Linked DNA regions of Homo sapiens: region 1 is linked to region 2. The links are chromatin contacts, found by Hi-C or POLR2A ChIA-PET in ENCODE. All regions are on one chromosome and are shown on one strand. Each heading gives the region's core, a stretch centred on a gene start or an enhancer-like site at or near the end of the contact. The rest is flanking DNA. Distances are from core to core; before and after follow the strand shown. Region 1 overlaps LOC101929507 (a long non-coding RNA gene). Region 2 overlaps LOC101929507 (a long non-coding RNA gene).

Evidence for each region. Hi-C counts contacts between places; a loop is a spot of excess contacts on that map. ChIA-PET counts read pairs that join two places held with the same protein, here RNA polymerase II (POLR2A). Pooled maps may share reads with other maps.
Region 1: a loop to region 2 is called in a map of heart left ventricle, with 2.8 times the contacts of the local background. The contact joins two enhancer-like sites. A Hi-C loop is called at or near these places in 4 of 168 maps with a recorded cell type or tissue (ascending aorta, heart left ventricle, mammary epithelial cell and 1 more) and 2 of 50 pooled maps. POLR2A ChIA-PET finds 5 or more read pairs at or near these places in 2 of 52 experiments (MCF 10A and activated CD4-positive, alpha-beta memory T cell).

What each region holds. Positions count from the first base shown.
Region 1 is chr9:13,858,861-13,864,574 of GRCh38, reverse strand. All of the region lies in intron 7 of LOC101929507 (a long non-coding RNA gene), which reads left to right. Among named protein-coding and RNA genes, the nearest start is that of LINC00583, 66 kb to the left of the region's middle. Within about 2 kb of position 1,279, at least 6 of the 41 ENCODE cell types and tissues checked have a DNase peak (open chromatin) inside an H3K27ac peak, as active enhancers do.
Region 2 is chr9:13,897,246-13,902,538 of GRCh38, reverse strand. The region is part of intron 6 of LOC101929507 (a long non-coding RNA gene); the gene reads left to right. Among named protein-coding and RNA genes, the nearest start is that of LINC00583, 28 kb to the left of the region's middle. Within about 2 kb of position 1,943, at least 5 of the 41 ENCODE cell types and tissues checked have a DNase peak (open chromatin) inside an H3K27ac peak, as active enhancers do.

The sequences.
Region 1 (5,714 bases), core at 30-2,529, 37 kb after region 2:
AGTAAATTATCAGATTATTGGAGAATTAGTTGCTGTAGCGCTATATTGTGAACTTAGGGAATCGCTGATCTTAATGTGTGCCTAGAAAGGCACCAAATATTGAAGGGTGGGATAGATTCCTGAGAAAAATTGCCCTTAGCAAAAAAAGAAACAAACCACCAAACACCAACCCTGCCTCCTATCCCCCAAATATAACTTTGGTCTCTGATTCTTCTTTTTCAAACTGTTTTGTTTCTCCCACACAATCCCCTTCTTTATTGCCTGTCACGCCCCATAATTCCTTCTTTAATTTTAAAACCCCTGACTTACAGCTGGCTGCTCTTAAGAAATGACCTTTCCCATTTGACAGGTGTAAAAATGTCTTATGACAATGATACATTTGTACACACTCAGAGAGTGGTCTTAGGAGTTAAAAGTAAATGTTCATAATAAGGAATTAAAAGGAGAACTTTCCTTTTAAGAACAAACTGCAGGCATACACGTGTTGTGCAAGTCTTTTTCCAAGAAACATGTTTTAGGAGAAAGAGCCTCAGTGTTCTTCTAGACAAATCTGTATTCAAGTCTTATCTCTACCACATACTAGGACCTTAGTCACATATGTAACCTCTCTAGTCTTCATTATTCTCATCTGTTACCTAGGGATAATCACTCTTTCTTCTTTGGTTGTTATAAAGTTAGAATGAGATGGAACACATAGCCCATGAGGCATGGTTTATGCTCAGAGTATTAGTAGCTGCTCTGTTCCCTCTTACCCTTATAAAAACCATCATAATCAGATAGAAAATCCATGAGAGATTATATCTATTTGTATCTATTTATATGTGTGTATATTCATATCTGTATATCTGTATGCCCAAATGTAAGCAATCAGACAGGCAATGTAAATTGTAAATATGGGAAATAATGAGAAAACAATCTGCCTAAATTCCTGTCAAATTGGAAATAAAAATATAGTCAGCTCCAGGAATTCAGAAATAAAATCAAAGAATCAAGAGCCTAAGAACACAAGAATATATACACAGAATTATTTTCCAGATGAGTCTAACTCATTATCTCCTTGTTGTATATGTTTTTAATACTATGTTCCCTTTAAGAGTGTTGAAGTGTATTAGCAACTTTAGAGAATTGCACCTCACTGAAATTTTGTCAAAAGATCTTAGTCTTTTCCTTTTTAAGTCTGTCCTACAAATCTCCTCTCTTTCTTCCTCTTACTTCCTCCCAAATCCACAGTGACTCCAACAGCTGCAATCCCTCCCTCCCACTCCACCACTCAGTGTGGAACTGTGTTGCCATTGGAGACATCCCCTGCTCCCAGAAGCTAGCTCTGTCCAAGAACTTAGGTGGCGGACTTAAAGTAGCAGAAAGTAGTCAATAATTAGAAAAACAGATTTCAGCCAAACTGAGTAGCTAGAGCTTGGAATCTCATAGCTGAGATATTGGTTTTGCTAATTAATTAGCATAAAAATAATGGTCTATGGGGGAACATAGCTTTCTAAACTTTTGGCTGGGACTATTATAAATGAACAATGTGCACAGGAAAATGTTAATAGTTGCAGAGAAAGGCATTTTAACAGAGTTTTACAGTATGTGGCTTGGGGTCCTCAGGGCAAACATATGCATTACACATCTAACCCCACACTGAGAAAATAATCCCTAATGTTGGTTCCTCTGCTAGTCCTATTAAAAATTCTCCAAAATGTAAAGCCTGCCAATTTCAGGCTAAGAATAAATGGCTCATGGTTCCTTTTGAAACAACATCCAAGATTCATGCACTCAGTGCTGCACACAAAATCACTGTGGGAGGAATATCTCTGGTTTCTGGGGTGCCAGAAAAGACCAATGTGCCTGTCCAGCCCCATTTATTTCAGGCAGGCACCCAAAGGCCACTTTCTGTTAGAGATGGCTAGAGTGGGGATTTAATATTAAAGGATATCAGACCCTATGTTTGCATTAATGCAGAGACTTGGAATCCATAATGGGGAAATGCTGAAAATGCTGTGCATTCTGTAAGATGCCGCTTCTCACGGAATTTAACACTTGACATTCAGTAAAAGATGAAGACTCAGTTCATAACATTGGCCATTTTTTTGCAGATGGCTCTAACACAGTGTTAGTAGTGTGATATTTGGGAATGTGGATGGTCTCCCTTAGCCCTAAATACTTAAATTATTTAAATAGTTAAATTATTTTCATGTGAAAAGATGTGAGGTGAAGGTATAAGTAATAAAAAGCATGGAAAAACTTAGAATTGGTTCAAATAGAATTTTTCTTCCTTGATTAAAAAAACCACTTTGATTTTGAGATTAAAAACTTATTTGGAATCTCAGGTCTCAGCTACGGGATCTCAGATCATTCCTTTTAACCTTTCCTGGGCCTCAACTTTCCCATCTGTAAAATGGAACTACATGGAAGTGAGGATTAAATGGGACAGTGTTACAAATGTTATAAACACTAATTTTTATATACATTTTATAGCTTCTTATGTTATACAATTTGCAAATATAGGCAAATTAATTATTAATATGAAAATTTAGATACGCATATATATATTATTGATTTGATTCCATAAGGATTTATTTAGGTCCTCAATAGCCAGGTCTCACTCAAATTCCCATGTGATTTCTAGTTCCTGCTTGGTAAGAATTCTGCAAATTGTCAGAAACTCACACTTGCCTGGTGCTGGATTACCTGTTAGTAATCACATTAGGGAAGGGGCCACATCTGCACCAGAGATGGTGAACCCAAGTGGACAAACAATCTGGAGCTCACTTCCTAATAATTGTTTACCCCTTTATTCAAGTTATGGCTCAAAGGTTGACTCATCTCTTTGCACTTCATTGTCTTCCAAATTCATTAATCCCCCATTTATGGGAAACTTCATCTTCAAGGCTCTCTTAGGTGGTCTTTTTAACTCCTACAGGGTCCTGGGGTATTTCTGTAAATGACCCCTAGGTTATATGACCATGTCCTCCTAAGGCCTCTATTCTCAAGGGGGGGAACATTTAGACATATTCCCAAAGTTCTTAGCTTTGGAATTTGACCTACAAAGAGAACTGCATGTTTTGTTTTTGACTGCCCCCAGGCCTATATGTTACTGTGTGCTGTGATTTGAGTATGTGCTCAGAGAGAACTGGCCCATAGTTCTGAGAATAAACAATTATGCACATATAGACACTTTAAGCAATTTCCTTAGAATGCTTTTCAAGAGGCCGTGGCTTTGCAAACACTATCTGGTATTTTCATTGACTCTGAATTGGTCGTTGAAAGTGTCATTTCATTTTGACCCTATTTTAACTCAAATTCCCTACAAAATGACAGTGTCCTTTTTTATTTCTAAGCCCAGCCTATTTTCCACCTTTGCCCCCTTTTATGTGTGGCAAAGGAAAGTGTAATTCAGTTGTGTATCATAGGATGACAACTTTGACTTCATGTCCCTGGAATTTTGCCTGGTGAGTGGGTGAGGGGCTGACAATAGGTTACATGCATACTCGACTCTGTTTGCAATGAGAAGGAGGCAGGACAGATCTATTTGCCATAAAAGCACTTAGTTTTTCCAGCAAATTTCCTGGTAGAGTATTGTTCTAAGGAACTAAGGATCTGATTCTCAACAATTAAATCTGCTGTCACATTTTATTTATAACGGAGTTTCGAGATCAGACTAATAACTATAATGTCTTAATTTCCCCAGCAGTTGCAAGGCTGGGGAGAGAATAAAATTGGTTGTTGTACAGTTTTATTAGCGTTAGTCTCTCATAAGAAACATTGATTTCAAGCATGTTTTTCTTAACGGCTGTAACTCCAGGTGACTGTGATAAAGAGGCGGACATTTTTGGGGAGTGTCATATTAGAACCGAATGAACAAAGCTGGAGATCTGTGTGTGTGGGTTGAGGGGATATAACAAACAGAAAACGGGGTCCATGTACATTGAAGCTCCTTCACCTAATCTATCCCACATATTATTCTGGACTTTTTAGAAAGATGCAGCACAAGGAATAGTAATCTATTTATTGTTGCAGTATGTGGAAAGACAAGGAGACATGATACCATGCGTTATGGTAGAATGAAGGCAGGGCGATCGCTGTGGTTGGAATACAGAATATATATTCATTCGTGTGCAAAGGAACGTTATGGATAAAAGGGAAAAGAGTGGCACTGGATGACGCTGGACAAAGAAAAATAAAATGTAGTCATACTAGATGAAGACCTTTACTTCTGGCCTATGGCAAATAGAATGTAAGGCAAAGGAGACGTGCAGTTTCATGGGTACATTCAATAACAAAGTGATGCAATAGACCTTTGACATCCCTGCAATCCTTCCCTTCTGTTCCAAATTGCGAACAAGCTAGTCTGGAGGGAATATTGCTGTGAGAAACAGATAAAAAGGTTTAGTCACTATCACATGAGAAGGGTTAAGAACACAACAAAATATCCATGTAGCAATTTGCCAACTTGGCCTTGTAGTCATCTGGGACACAAACAAAACAAAACGGATTTCGGGATCTTCCCCTATGAGATTTCTGATTTGATACATCTGAGATAAGGCCCAATGATGTCCTTGAGCTTTTTAGGTGACTATATTAGTGAACAATGATTGGGAACCATTTGTAATTAAGGTAAAATTTCTTAAAATCAGATTCAAGACATCTGGTTTCAAAATTTCGAAATAAGGAACTTTCTAACTCCATCTCTTAAAAATCTCCAAACATAAGAAAAAATTTTAAAAAGAAATACATAGTTTATCTTTGAGAAAACTAGGAGATATCTGAACTCTGGAACACGGTATTTTTAAAAAGGATAATCTGAGAATGAGTTGGAACTTTTAGGAATTAAAAATATAATAGCTTAAAATTTTAAAAATCACTAAACTTTGGATAATAATGTTATTCAGAAATAAAACAAATAGACGGACAAAAAGAGACTGAGAATAAGGAAATTAGAGGATAGATCTAGTAGAAATTATGAAAAAATAAGCAGAGAAGTAAGAGAAAAATGAGCAAAGAAACAAAACAAGAGAACCAAAGGACAAATATCTTCAAATGAATGGGGCCCACTGAGTACTGACACCAAGACATTCACAATAAAAACAAGCTTAAAAAATCTTCCAAGAATAGAAAATCGAAAAAAAGGATTCAAACATAAAATGGATCAGGTTTTCAGGATACTGTGAGAATGGCAGTTGGCTTCCCAACAACTTTGTTGAAAAGTAGATAACAATGGTGCCTTTGAAATTTTGAAGGAAGTGATCTTCAATCCATAATCTTCTACTCATAACAATTACAAGTCTAATGTAATGACAAAAGGCATTCTCAGATATGTGAGGTCTCAAAAATTTTCATTCCAATGCACTTTTTTTCAGCAAGTTGCTGGAAGATGTTTTCTAGTAAGATAAGAGTAAATCGAGAAAGACAAATATACCAGAACCAGGATCTAATACAGATGTGAAGGAAAGAAAATTTGCAAAGAGAAATTCCCAGGTAACAAAAGTGAAACTCAAAAGAGCAATGTATTAAATATAGACTGGAGCAGTCGAGTGGAAAATTCAAATAGGATTATATCCATTAAAAGAGAAATGATAAATTATCTAATGAGCTTAATCGTGTTCAAAAGCGATTAAGGGGCATATTTCAAAAAGTTTGGTAGATGAAAAGAGGTTTAATTAGAGATGTGAATAAACAAATAGAATTTAAAAAAAATGATGGAACTCTTAACACCA
Region 2 (5,293 bases), core at 694-3,193:
TCTCTCTCTTTCTCTCCTTCTCTTTTTTTCTCTCTCTCTCTCCCTCTTTCTCTCTTTCTCTATGTCTTTCTCTCTCTTACTCTTTCTTTCTCTTTTTCTCTCTTCTCTCTTTTTCTCTCTCCCTCTCTTTCTCTCTCTCCCTCTTTCTCTCTTTCTCTATGTCTTTCTCTCTCTCTTACTCTTTCTTTCTCTCTTTCTCTTTCTCTCCTCCTCTCCTCTCCTTCTCTCCCCCTGCCCTCCTTTCTTCCTTTCTGTCTTTTTCGATTTTTTTCCTCTTTCCCTCCTAAAGCCTAGCACTGGACTTTGGACTTACAAGGATTCCAAGTATACAGTAGTACCCCCTTATCAGCAGGGGATGTGTTCCAAGACCCCCAGTAGACGTCTGAAATTGTACATAATACCTGACTATATACTATGTGTTTTTCCTATATACATACCTATGATGAAGTTTAATTTACACATTAGGCACAGTAAGAGATTCACAACAATAATAATAAATATAACAATATACTTTAATAAAGGTTATATGAATATGGTCTCTCTGAAAATATTGCGCTGTACTCACCTATTTTTGGACTGCAGTTGAACACAGGTAGTTGAAATCGTGGATAAGGGGGACTACTGTGCTTGCTAATGGATTATTTGTTTTTGAAAAAAGTGAGCAAGTAGTTGGCCAATCTTCCAAAAAGTACCCTTCTAGATCTCAACTTTTCATCATCCTCCACAGCAAAAGGAATGGAACAACATTGTGCAGCACTTCCTAAACTGATATCAAAGAGCCAGTTAGTGCTATCTGACAATTACCTTTGCACCTCATCAAGGAAGATTCTAGGCAAATACAACCTCTCATTATGTCTTGGCAGTGGACAATTTCTGGTCTTCCTAAAAACAAAATGTAAATCACCTCAATAAAACTTACCCAAGACATTCTAGACTTAAGTGGGGCTTGGTGAGGGAGCAGGCAAGAGAGTCTATTTTTACATTTTAAAGAGAAGACAAAATGGTGGATAAGTAACTGAGAAAGCTTCATGTTACACTTCATGTATTTCCTTCCTCCTTCCGTGAGTCAATTTAACAGTGAATGAAAGGGATCAAACAGATAATACTTCTAACATGGCATCTCCTCTACTTTTGTTTTGTAATCCTCGCTCCAGCAGTTGCTACTTGTGTAACCTTGGGTGATTACTTAAATCATCTGTAAAATGAGAGTAAGAAGAGTCCTCCTCTCAGAGCGTTATTACTGGGATTGAACATGGTAACACAACTAAGGCCCTGGAACAGTGACTGACACATAGTAAATATTCAAAATTATCTTATTATTCAATTTATTATGCAAAAAGAATTTTTTTTGATGATGTCTGTGCTGTTCCTGTTCTTGTCTCATGCCCAGGGTGACTGTGTTGCTTCCTGGGTAATGTTCTTTTGGAGATTCTACCAAGGAATCCCAAACCCCAAAGTCTTACTCCACGTGCTCAGCAGTGCTCAAAAGGCCTTTAACAGGGAACAAAACCTCTCACCCCTCAAATGCTTAAAAGGCAACTCTGGCTTGAGTCCAAAAAAGATTTTTTAAGAAAGTAATTTTTGACACTGATAAGGCCAGAGAGTCTCAGGTATTCCCTGGAAGAGAGAGCAAAGGCAAAAAGAAAAAAAAAAAAGCCACATCCCACTGTACCAAAACAAATCTGAACCTCCTCAAAATTTCACCAACATTTCATTCATTCGAAGCTTTGAATAAAAAGCAAGAAAGTAACACAGCCCACAGGGCATTTTTTGGGACAAAGAAGATTCATTCCCAGGGCTGCAGATTTCCTGACACCTGGGGATATGTTAGTGCACATGAATAAATATTCCATTGTTTTGAGGATCTCTTTGTAAGTATCTTGCTTCAAGAATGACGGGTGACGTCAATCAGGAAAAAATCCCCAGTGAATCCTAGGACTTATTGCTCCAATTAAGCAAGAAGACACGTTAGAGCCTGAAAGATTGGGTAATAATTCATACCTGTTGTGTTTCGATGTTAACTGTGAGCCTAAATGTAGACTCTAACCTCTCTTAAGCATAATTTTTTTCTACACAATAGCTCAAGGCCTTGAATATTTAAGAAAATTACATATAAGGAAATGTTAAAAAAAAATCTCTCTGAAAAAAAGTACATGGCTCATGAAAAATAAATCTGGGTAAATTAAGTTATGAAAGATGTATTTCAGTTAGAGCAGGAGCTTTGAAGTGCATTTCCTGTGCAAAAACAAAAACTCGGCTTCCTAGATGATAAATTGCCAACACAATAGCCTTTCGGGTATCACAGGAGCTTGCAGTTTATCTGGGCTTCCAGGTCACCCTGGGTTTAAGCCTGACTTACTGTCACCCTCCCTTCAAGGGTACTGGGACTTCTGGTGCGAGGCAGCATTTAAAGCCCTGGAAGAATGTGTTTCTTTTTGTGAGGAAGTATCTTGCTTTTTCTGACAGCTGCATCTGGCTGCCTGTTGAGCCTAGTTTTCTTCTAAGAAATGATTTTTGGAATAAGGACCGGAAGGCCTTACTCAGCTGACGAGGAAGTAGGATTATACAATAGCCGTGAATGTGGAATTTGGAAACAAACGTCCTGGGTTCAATCCCAGTTTTGCCAATTCCCTAGTAGGGTGAGCTTGGGCAAGTTAATTCATTCTTTAAACTTCAGCTGCCTCAATTGTAAAGGGGATAAGACTACCTAAGAGAGTTCCAGTGAGGGTTAACATGGAAAAATGGAAATAAAGAAGCACTTAGTGTATCACTGGGCATAAAATGAGCCCTCGAGGAGAGTTAACTATTATGGTTAACTCAAAACATGTTAGGATATAAGATATTGGTAGGGGTTCTTTTGATCAATGGTTTAACTGAACTACAATCAGAATAGATTTACTTATATATAAATAAACAAAAATTATGAGGGCCTTCTATAGACAAGAATAAAGCACTCTCAAGCTTTTGCAGGGGCTATTGCCCTCAAGTAGCATGACTCTAGTTGAGTTGATTAGACATGCATCCGCATAACAACACCAAGTAGAAAGTGGCAAGCTATAAGAGAATGTAGTTAAAGTGCTACTGGACTTAAGAAGAAGGAAGGATTATAATCTAGTTGAGGGAAGTCAGAGAAGACTTTGCAGATGAAGGTCCCGTGGTGAACATCTCTTTATTTTTCATATATTGACAACAGGGTTCATATGATTATATTGACTTAAAAATTTCAGACTGGAAAGATCTACCTTCTATAGTGTAAAGATTTGGACATGTCTGAGAGAGTTCAAGCTCAATGTATATTCTCTGATTACAGTAATCTCGGGCCATAAAAGTCAGTATCGCTTTAAAATGAGAATCAGGTTTGGCTTTTCCCCAGAGGACAGTTGGCCATTTGCCCAGTGGTCTGTGCAGTAACATACTTATACAAACTTTCCTAGTTTGAAAAGAAAGGGAGGGAAGCAGGGGAAGAAAACAGAGGGAAGCAGTGCTGATCTTTTGTCTGTAAAAACACTGTATGATGGCCAGGTGTGAAGAAAACTTGCTCAGGCTCTCAGGCAAAGTTGTGTTGCTCTTGGTGGAAACAACGGAAACTTTTGTCGTCGTCTTGTCCTCTCCTGTTCTAACTCTCCTGCTATCTTCTTTCATGTTATTTGCCATTCTATTCACTCCTTTGTTCATTCATTCATCAAATATTAAGTTTCTAGTCTTGGAACTTAAATGCTGCTGTAGAGGTAAGAAGATGAATACAGCTAGGTTCCTTGTTCCAATCACCCTTATAAGAAAGGCCAGCAATACTCAGGAAGAGTTATAACCCAGGATACAGGGAGTGGGGTCTTGCTGAAATGCTGGAGCGGCTGGCTTTGCTATATTTCTTCTATTTTGGTGTGTGTTTCCCAGTTGACCACCTCTTTGATTTTGTATGCTGCTACTTCATGCTTCCTACTCTTTTTTGTAAGTAAGCAGCTAAGCCTATATCTAAAAGCATTTTTAAATTTGAGTATATATATATATATAAAGATTCCTCTCTTATTATAATAAGTTGAGTTGAGTTATAGGCATGAAAGGGGAATTATGACAGAGTTGGGAAAAACTGATTGGGAGCATATTATGAAATAATAACACAGAGGTAAGTTTTGGTTGTGTTGTAGAAGAGGAGAACAAATTCGTTTTTCTCTTCTCTTCTCTACTCCTAGAAGCATCTAATCATGACCAATTTTATGGAGGGGCCGCTATTTGAGAGGATTTTAAGAGTAAGAGAAAGGCCCTAGTCCAAAAATATTTCCCTCTTTGATTCCAGAAATCTTCAGATAAGTGATTTAATTCTTTGTCTCAATTACTGCCCTCTTTGGTCCTATTATTTTTTTCGAATGCAGGATTATATGGGAAATCATCAACTCTTGAGAAAACTGTCTCTTAAAATCACTTTCCTGTAGAATTGAGAAAGATGGGCAAATCAGAGTTTTGTTTTTTTATAAATATCATCTAACTCCATTCATTAGACTCTGTATAACTATGAAAGTACAGACTGTTGCATTCATTTTACTTCTTTCTGTGGAACTCTGGACCATATCTGTGATGAAAAGTAAATAGAAAAAATTTAACTAATGAATACAAAGCCTAAACATGTTCACCGAAAATATCTACACAATTGAGATACAGTTTATTTTCTGGCCCCTGATCATCAGGATAACTGCCTTATTTGTTCCTTTCACTGTACATGTGAGAAGATGGCATTGAATTATAACAAAGATTGTTATGGTCTTCAAACCACTAATAGAGAGCTTATCCAGTTTTGCAAGTTGGATCAGTTGACACGAGTCAGAAAGCTAGAATACATTTGCATTCATTGGTTCAGTGGAGTTTCTCGCTGAAGTATGTTGTGCCACATTATCTCGTCACTGCTTTATAACTGACATATGCCCAGTTGCCTTATATACTTTAGAAGCAACTGTCATTTTATCTTGAAGAACAATTAAGTCTTCTGAAGGCTAAATGTTTCCAAGGAAGAAAAAAAAAGCCAGACTACAGTTTAATTTATTGAAAGTTATTTATAATTTAGTACTTACTGTCCTGAAAATGCCTGTCCCCTTGGAAATATGATTCAGATGCCCTGAACTGAAGAAACATTTTCCTTTTTCCTGTGTAAAATGTGAAACAAAAGACAACTGAAAAACACTTCATTAAAACAGTTCCTTTGTCCTTTTGACAATGAAAATTGAAAAGAGACATGCCGGTTTGGCTATGTGGGTGGTCCTTTTTCTATGCTAACCTTAACATGACCTCACAGAAATCACTA